Linked DNA regions of Homo sapiens: region 1 is linked to region 2. Evidence: read pairs that join two places in POLR2A ChIA-PET (ENCODE). Cell type or tissue: endothelial cell of umbilical vein. All regions are shown on one strand. Links, peaks and the distances in the headings refer to the core of each region. The heading gives the core; the rest is flanking DNA.

The links. Peaks named below come from ENCODE experiments on the same cell type or tissue, not always from the same donor. Only the 100,000 strongest peaks of a DNase experiment are listed, where the experiment ranks them.
Region 1: POLR2A ChIA-PET joins it to region 2 with 8 read pairs; 2 of 35 experiments call an interaction of 5 or more read pairs at or near these places.

Annotation. Positions count from the first base shown.
Region 1 is chr7:137,721,141-137,725,541 of GRCh38, reverse strand. All of the region lies in intron 1 of DGKI (diacylglycerol kinase iota), which reads left to right. It also overlaps the pseudogene RPL6P19. Among named protein-coding and RNA genes, the nearest start is that of DGKI, 120 kb to the left of the region's middle. In endothelial cell of umbilical vein, for the core only: no CTCF peak of the experiment used is centred there; no DNase peak of the experiment used is centred there.
Region 2 is chr7:137,798,645-137,803,045 of GRCh38, reverse strand. The region is part of intron 1 of DGKI (diacylglycerol kinase iota); the gene reads left to right. Among named protein-coding and RNA genes, the nearest start is that of DGKI, 46 kb to the left of the region's middle. In endothelial cell of umbilical vein, for the core only: no CTCF peak of the experiment used is centred there; a DNase peak (open chromatin) is centred at 1,805; H3K27ac peaks cover 523 bases.

The DNA of each region.
Region 1 (4,401 bases), core at 255-4,254, 78 kb after region 2:
CTTTTTCATGCTGAGAGGACATTTCCCAGCAAGCCCCAAGGCTTTATCGTCTTGTGATGTCTCCAGGTCACCTCAGGGACATAGTGGTATAATAAGGAAAACCAAAGGGAGAATGGTAGAGGCATAAAAATGTAATGAATTGGGGGAAGGTTGATTGGACCAGGCAAAATCTGGTTATTTTGACCCTTTGTCAAGGCGGTCCCAGGTGTATCTCTGCCCAGAAGAATATATTTCAAATGTCTTCAGCTGTAGACTTCTGAAGCTACAGATGATTCCACTGATTTATCACTTCTCCCGTAGGTTGACAACATTTTGATACTCAAAATGCAGGGAGGAAAGAAGCATAAGAAGTAGGTATGAAAGAGAAATCACAGGCTTTGGGAGGGAGTGGTATTAAAGAGCAGAAGGGGGATAATACCCACAGAATACCTGGGATGAGTTCCTCAGGGAATCCTTTTCAAACCTTCTCGCCCTCCCCACCTCATCCCCTTCTCACCTCTGTATAAAGAGCTTTGCCCTTTTCTCCTCTGCTTTTCCTCCTCCATCACTGGCTGCTTCTTTTTAGTCTTTTTGCTAGAAACGATCTTACCTTCTCAACTTCTAATTGTTGGAGAGCCCCTGGGTGCAGTATGAGTATAGCATTTCTTTTCTTCTTTATTCCCAGCTACTCCCTACTTGGCTTTCATCTGTTCCTGTAACTTTATATACCATTTATATGCTGCAGATGTTCAAATGTACATCTCTAGTGCTTGCCTCCCCTGCACTCCACACCTCCTACTTGACATCTCTGCTTAGAAGTCTTGTAGGCATCTTAAACTCAATTTGTTCAAAACCACATCTGCCTAATTCCAATCACATCCCAAACACTTGGTCCTCTGTCAATGTCCCCATCTCAGTAAATGTACCACCATTTGTCCTGGGACCTTGAGTCATCCTTGGCTTTTCTTTTTTACCAACAATTCATCATTAGTTCATTAATAGTAATCCATTAGCAAGTGGCTCTGCTTTCAAGATATACCTCGAATCTTACCACTTCTTACCACCAGCACAGTTACCACTCCAATCCAAGCCATCACTTTCTGGACTGTTGTAGTAGCTTGTTAAATGATTTCTCTAGTTATACCCCTCCCCTTTCAAACTAATTCAGATATGTTCTCCACATACCAGCGAATGTGACCCTTGAAAACATAAAGATGTTCATATCATTTCCTGGCTCAAAAACTTATGTTGGTTTCTTTTTGCCCTTAGAAAATCCAAGGTCCTCACCATGGCCTATAAATGCCTCTGGCCCCAGATGCCTCTCCAGCCTTATCTCCTGTCACCTCCTCCCTCGCTTGCTGAGGTCCAACCTCACCCACTTTCTGGCTGTTACCTGAACAAGCTAAAAATCTAAGGGACTTTGCATTTCAAGTTACCTTTGTCTGGAATGTTCTTCTACCAAATATTCAATTGACTGTCTCTCTCTCTCTCTCTCTTACCTAATGTAGGGGTCTGCTCAGAGGATGTCATGATACCTTATCAAAAGGAAATCATGGGCCAGGTGCAGTGGCTCACCCCTATAATCCCAGCACTTTGGGAGGCCGAGGTGGGCGGATCACAAGGTCAGGAGATCGAGACTATCCTGGCCAACATGGTGAAACCCCGTCTCTACTAAAACACAAAAAATTAGCTGGATATGGTGATATGTGCCTGTAATCCCAGCTACTCAGGAGGCTGAGGCAGGGGAATCACTTGAGCCCAGGAGGCGGAGTTTGCAGTGAGCCAAGATTGCACCATTGTACTCCAGCCTGGGTGACAGAGAAAGACTCTGTCTCAAAAAAAAAAAAAAAAAAAAAAAAAAAAGGGATATCATGATACCTTATCAAAATCAGCATCCCTTGCCCTACTCTTGATCTTGTTCTTCATCACTGCTGTCATGATTTCACTGTATACTAAGAGTGTATTTGTTTGTTGTTTGACTCGTCTCCCAGGCAGTAAGCTATCTCAAGCGGGGGCATTGTTGGGCTTTTTTGTTTTATGCCCACCATCCAGAAGACTTCCTGCACATGAGGCGTAACTATTAGCTCCATAAATACTAGCTGACTGAATAGCAACGTCAGTAACCAAGGGAATTGGTTTTTGATTTGCGTGGCTTTTTATTTTGACAGCCTTGGAAACAACAGTGAGTCTGCCCAGTTCTCACAAGTGTCTAGCATGGCGCCTGGAGCAGAGTTTGCACATATAAATGTGTTGGGTAAATTAGTGAATGACCAAATGAATGAATAAAGTCACTTTAGTGCTTTAATCACCAGTACATCTTCAGCTACCCTTTAGACCCATTCATTACACAGAGTTACTATGGCAAAGGAACCTAACCTTGTCTAAGGGTTCCATGAAGGCCTCCCTGAGGAGGGTACTTCATCATCATCATCATACCTAACAGGTTCTGAGCACTTACTATGAGCCATCTACTGCTTTATGAACTCTAACTGATTTAATCCTCACAACAAATCTATGAGGTTGATAATATAATTAGTCCCATTTTACAGATGGGGAAAATAAGGCACAGAGAAGTAGATTCATTTATCTCAGGATAGGTAACTAATAAATGGTAGTCTGTTTCCAGAGCCTGTGCACTTCACCACTCACTATGCTATACTTTTTTTTTTTTTTAACGTAGTCAACTATTTAATTAAGTTCTTAAGACATTTAGAACACCAATTTGTGAGGATAAATTCCATTCGTCAGGGCAACCACAGATCACAGGTAGCCCTGGAGCTGAGGAATAGCTTTGATTTTTGGTAAAATTTGTGAGTCCACAGCTTTCTGCTCAATCTTGCACTGCTCCGTAATCTCATATTTCTCTTTTTCTGTGTCGAAGATCTCACCTTCCTGGTGTCTGGGCTTCCGCAGCTTCTTCTTCTTGAAGTAAGCATCAGTAAGATGTTTTGGGATTTTTACATTGCTGATATCGATTTTGGTTGAGGTGGCAATGACAAATTTCTGGTGTGTTCTTCGTAGAGGAACTCGATTGAGGACCAGAGGTCCAGTCACAAGTAACAAGCCACTAGCCAGCTGCTTCAGGAAAACCACCCTCTTGCCCCTGTGGCGTCCAGTGAGGATGATCAGAATGGTCCCGGGGGTAATGCTGGCTCGCAGTTTTCTCACGTGCTGACTGAAGGGTTTTTTGCTGTGGCTCAACAGCTTTCGAGGCACATCTTCAGTAGGATAATATCTAGGCATTTTGCGAAGTTTAACCACCCGGGTACTGCCGTTCTTGTCACCACCAACTGGTTTTGTAACAGTTGCAAGAACCTTCTCCTTCTTTTTCTTTTCAACCTTGGATTTAGCGGCTGAGTACTTCCTCTTGTACATGGCCTTTCTGGAATACATAGCAGATCGGGAATACCTGCCAATTCCTCTGACAATGACAGGGTTGCGGCTGCAATGGGGCTTCCCCTTCTTGGGCTTTTTAGCCTTGAGGTTACCCTTTTTCACCTTGCCACCAGCATCAGCCTTCTTGGCTTCAGGTTTCTTCTCTTTAGTATCTGGCTTCTCAACTTTTTCACCCGCCATCTTGCAAGATGGGAAAGAGCTCACTATGCTATACTTCTAAGCTGAGGACTGAGGATGGAGTATTAGCTGGCTTGATGGAGGATTGGAATTAGGCAGAAGTTAGCATTCTGGGCAAATGGAACCATGTGTGCCAAGGGCCAGATCATTGCCAGTTCCATGAAAGACATGACAGGTTTAGTGTAACCAGGGCACAGACTGGGCATATAAGAGGGTAAGAGCTGAACCTGGTTATTAAGCAATGGCCAGATTGTATAGGCCTGGTAGGCTGTGCTGAGTTTGGACTTACCTTAGGCAAAGGGAAACATTAAATGGTTTTAAGCAAAAATGTTAGGTGTACAGATTTACTTTTTTAAGCAGTCACATTGGTGACCCTGTAGAGGATGAGAGGATGGGCTGGAAAGCAAGCAGGTGGAGGGCAGGGAGACCGTTAGGAAGGTCTCACAATAGTCCAAGAAAGGGGTAATGATGACCTGGTCTAGGGTATTGGTAGAGGCAGTGGAGAGATAGTATAGGTTTGAGGTAAAATCAACAGGCCTTGTGACTTGGGGTGAAGAAGTGGGAGGTGTACAGAAATTGAGGATGACTCCCAGATCTCTGGCTTAGGATGGCAGGTAGAAGATGTTATTTATAGGGACCAATTAGTTGATCAATTCTCTTCTAGGATTTTATTCTACAGATAGACTAGTTACTAGTACAGACACACAAGCCTTTATACAGAAAGACATTCATTGTAGGATTGTTTGTAGTAGGATTAGAAACAATGTGGTGTAGGGCCTTGCACAACTCCAGGATCTGCCATTCACACAGAATACAATGTGGAGGCCTCCCTGAATTTGCACAACTGAT
Region 2 (4,401 bases), core at 220-4,219:
GTAGTGTTAATATTTGCATAGTGATTCTTATTTTGCTTTGCTTTGTATTCATTATTTTTAGTGCTTGTCTTATTTTACCTCCTAAACTATAATTTTCTTGAGAGTTTTTCTCATCTAATTTTTTTGTCTTTGTAGCATTTGGCATAGTGCTTCATGAATTGTATTAATGAACATCAGTAGGTATTAGTTAAATAAAATTCAATTAAATAAAGGCCAGAGTAAGATGTGCAGTTGGAACAGCCAGGTGTTAGATTTTCTCTGACTCAGAGATGAACAGCTTCCCAGCAAGGGAAGAAGTTCGAGGAGAGAGGCCGGTAGGAGAGGAAGCCACTTCTATAATTTGGCACTAATAAGAAATTTACTCTGGAAAATCTCAGTTTTTCACAAACCATCTTTCACTTTTCTCATGATGGAGAATATCCCTTTATTAGTCAGGACCTTCTGCAAATTAATGGGCAAGTCTCATGTCCTCATAAAGCCATAACCCTATTTATGACATTACAATTGGTTACTTAGTGATAATTATAATGTCACAAATAGAGGATTATTATGATTTGAGGTGCAAAACAGCTGTAACAAAGAAAGTCAGCAATAAGTGGACATGATGTAGTAAATTTGCAGCTGGAAAAGAATAATTCCCAGAAAGATATTAAAAATCATTTTAATAGTTTTTGGGGAACAGGTGGTTTTAGGTTACATGGATACATTCTTGAGTAGCGATTTCTGAGATTTTGGTGCACCTGTCACCCAAGCAGTGTACACTGTACACAATGTGTAGTCTTTTATCCCTCATCCACCTCCCACCCTTCCCTCTGAGTCCCCAAAGTTCATATATTATCCTTATGTCTTTGCCTCCTCATAGCTTAGCTTCCACTTAGAGAACATACAGTATTTGGTTTTCCAATCCTGAGTTACTTCACATAGAATAATGGCCTCCAGCTCCATCCGGGTTGCTGCAAATGCCATTGTTTCATTCCTTTTTGTGGCTGAGTAGTATTCCATGCTGTAATTATACCACATTTTCTTTATCCACTCATTGGTTGATGGGCATTTAGGCCCATTTTATATTTTTGCAATTGCCAATTGTGCTGCTATGAACACGTGTGTGCTCGTGTCTTCCAAAAATGCATTTTTTTGCATAAAGTTTTCCACTGAGTGATGGGGCAGGGGGGCACATGCTAAAGTTGAAGCTTTTGCCAAGGAGAGAGAGCTGAGGGCTGCAATTCTTTTGGAGGATGCTTTTCCCAGCCACAAACCCATATTGATTTCTTCCAGAACATTTACTAATCCTCTCTCCCCAGCTCTCACCCCCAGTGGGTGCAAGCCTGTGCATATAAACACACTCCCTTGTTTCCCATTCAGGATATGGAATCTTATACATCATAAAAGAGACTGATCTCCATCCTGATTCATAGGACTGTCAGCAGATGGCAGAGAGAGTGATAATGCCACTTACTATCAGGTCACTCCGAATTATTATTTATTCTGTGGAGAGTGAGACTGAGGACTGAAACCTGATGTTTAATTTTTCAAAATCACATGGTTAGAAACTGGAGGGTCCCAAGCTTTCTGGTCCTACATCTAATGAACTAATGCTTTTGTTGTTTATTTTTGCACTATACTTTATAGCTATGTAATGATGTAAAGGACACAGTTGTTTTATGAAATCCATTTCCCCTTGCTCCTTCCTTTTGAAACCTTGATCTTTTTTTTCTCTTTCTAGTAGCTAATGAGATTCAGGAAAGCCGATCCCATTTCCAACTCCAGGGAGCAAGAAAGTATAATATTTGACCTTCCAGCCTCTTAGCATCAGCTGGTACTTCCTTCTTTTCTCTTCCTGAGCCATGAGTCATGCTTCATCAAAAGTTTCCCAGGCTCCTGAAGTGAAAATGACAAATCAGTGCATAAGAGTGATAGGAAGAGAAGTACAAGATTGTATTAGACAGTATAGAACAAAACACTTTGCAGAATGAAAAATTGCAGAGTGCTGACACTTGTTCTACAGAAAGGGCATCAGCACTTAGATCACTGTTGAACAACATTCATTTTGGGATGAATATTGTCTAAGGTGAGGCTGAAATTCTTTGCTTCAAATTCTACAAAATTCTTATTCTACAGAATGGTGGATTATTTAGCTACCAAACTTTACTGAGTATATAGTTATTGAGGATCAACTGGGAGATGCATAATTGGGCATCATGAGCATTGGATGGAGCATTGGGTGGGGGCAGAAAATGTTAAGGTCATACTTGAAATATCAAAGTGCACAACCTAGGAATAGACTTCAATATCAACAAGATTTGACTCAGCTGAATCTCTGTTTTGCCAGTCTTTTCTAGGTCTAGTTTTATACCTGTTAAACATGAACATTAAAACATTTCACTCTGTGTTAGTCAGTTCTTGCATTGCTGTAAAGAAAACCTGAGACTAGGTAATTTGTAAAAAAAGATGTTTAATGGGCTCATGGTTCTGTAGCCTGTACAGAAAGCATAGCCCTGGCATCTGCTTCTGGTGAGGCCTGAGGAAGCTTCCAATCATGGCGGAAATCGAAGAGGGAGCAGGTGTCTCACATGGCAGGAGAAGGAGCAAAACTGAGAGTTGGGGGGAGGTAGCACACAGTTTTAAACAACCAGATCTCTTGAGAACTCACTCACTATCCTGAGGACAGCACCAAGCCATGAGGGATCTGCCCCCATGACCCAAACGCCTCCCACCAGGCCCCACCTCCAACACTGGGGATTACATTTCAACAGGATATTTGGGTGGGGACAAACATCCAAACCATATTACACTCCTTGCCTGTAACCAGTGAGAACCCATTTGGCTGGTATATCACTCCAGTTTGTTCTAAGGATGTAGTAGGTATTTGCCAATTCTGTTGAGCAACAATCTCAACTCCAACCTTGCCATATTCTATAGGGGGGAAATTGGAATCCCCAAATCTCTTGGGTACCTGAGATTTCTCATTCTCCTTAAAAGGTCCTGGTTGTCCTAAAGCAACCATGCCTCCTATCCCTGCCACCCCTGGTATTTGCTTCCTGTTTTATTTCTAACAGTTGTCTAGAGAGAACCGTACTGAAAAACTGAATCAGGTGATTTCTAATGCCATTAAATACTTAAAGTTAGCATAGAACTAATCATTATAGAAGAAGATTTCAAAAGCTTCAAATACATGGTTCATAATCTCATTGAATTAAAAAGCTGGCTAAAGATTCAAAATGGACGCACCTAATGGGACAGCAAACAATATCTAAGTTGTATGGGAGATGTTGTAATTAATCTCTCATTTAATCATCCTTTCATTCAAGCATTCCTTTGATTGGTAGATGAGGCTGGCTGGCTTACATCAGAAGCAGATTTTGATCAGTTTTCCTTAGGAAAGCATGTGATTGACTTCTTAACCAATCCAGCCCAAAATGGATGAACCATAATATCAAAATAATCACTTTTAAAAGAGTAAATTCTAGGCAGAATAACTGTTCTCAGTATGTTCTTATGAGGAGTTGGACTGGTTTTGTTAATAATGACATTATGAGATACAATTTATATACCATAAAATTCATCCTTTTAAAGTGTACACTTTTGTATATTTTAGTGTGTTCACAGAGTTTGACTATCATCACTACTTTCTTGGCAATCTTTTAATCATCCTCAGAAGAAATTGTGTACCCATTAATAGTCACTTCCCCGTTCCCCACAGTCCCTGGCAAACACTAATCTACTTTCTATCTGTATATTGGCCTATTCTGGGCATTTCAAATAAGTGGAATTATGCAAATGTAAGTTTTTGTGACTGTCTTCTTTCATTTAACATAATAATTTCAAGGTTCATCTATGTTATCGGATGTATCAGGCCTTCCTTCCTTGTAATTGCTGGATATTATTCAATTGTATGAATATACCAGTACTGTGTTGAATAGAAGTGATGAAAGAAGACATCTTTTTTGCCTTATCTAAGAGAGAAAACATTCAGTCTTTTACTATTAAGTGTGATGTTGGCAGTGAGTTTTTTTAAAAAAATAGATGTCCTTTATTAGGTTGAGGACGTTCCCTTATATTCCTAGTTTTGTTGAGTGGTTTTTAATCATGGACAGATGTTGGGTTTTTACAAAAATGCTATTTCTATGTCTATTGAGATGATCATGTGGGTTTGGTCACTTAGTCTATTAATATGGTATATTATATTGATTGATTTTACTGTGCTAAACTAACCTTGCACTCCTAGGGTAAAATCTCCTTGATCATAGGTATAATCCTTTTTATATGTTGCTGGGTTGGGTTTGATAATATTTTGTTGAGGATTTTTGCATTGATGTATTTAAAAGAGTCTGGACACAGTGGCTCATGCCTGTAATCACAGCACTTTGGGAGGCTGAAGTGGGTGGATTGCTTGAGCTCAGG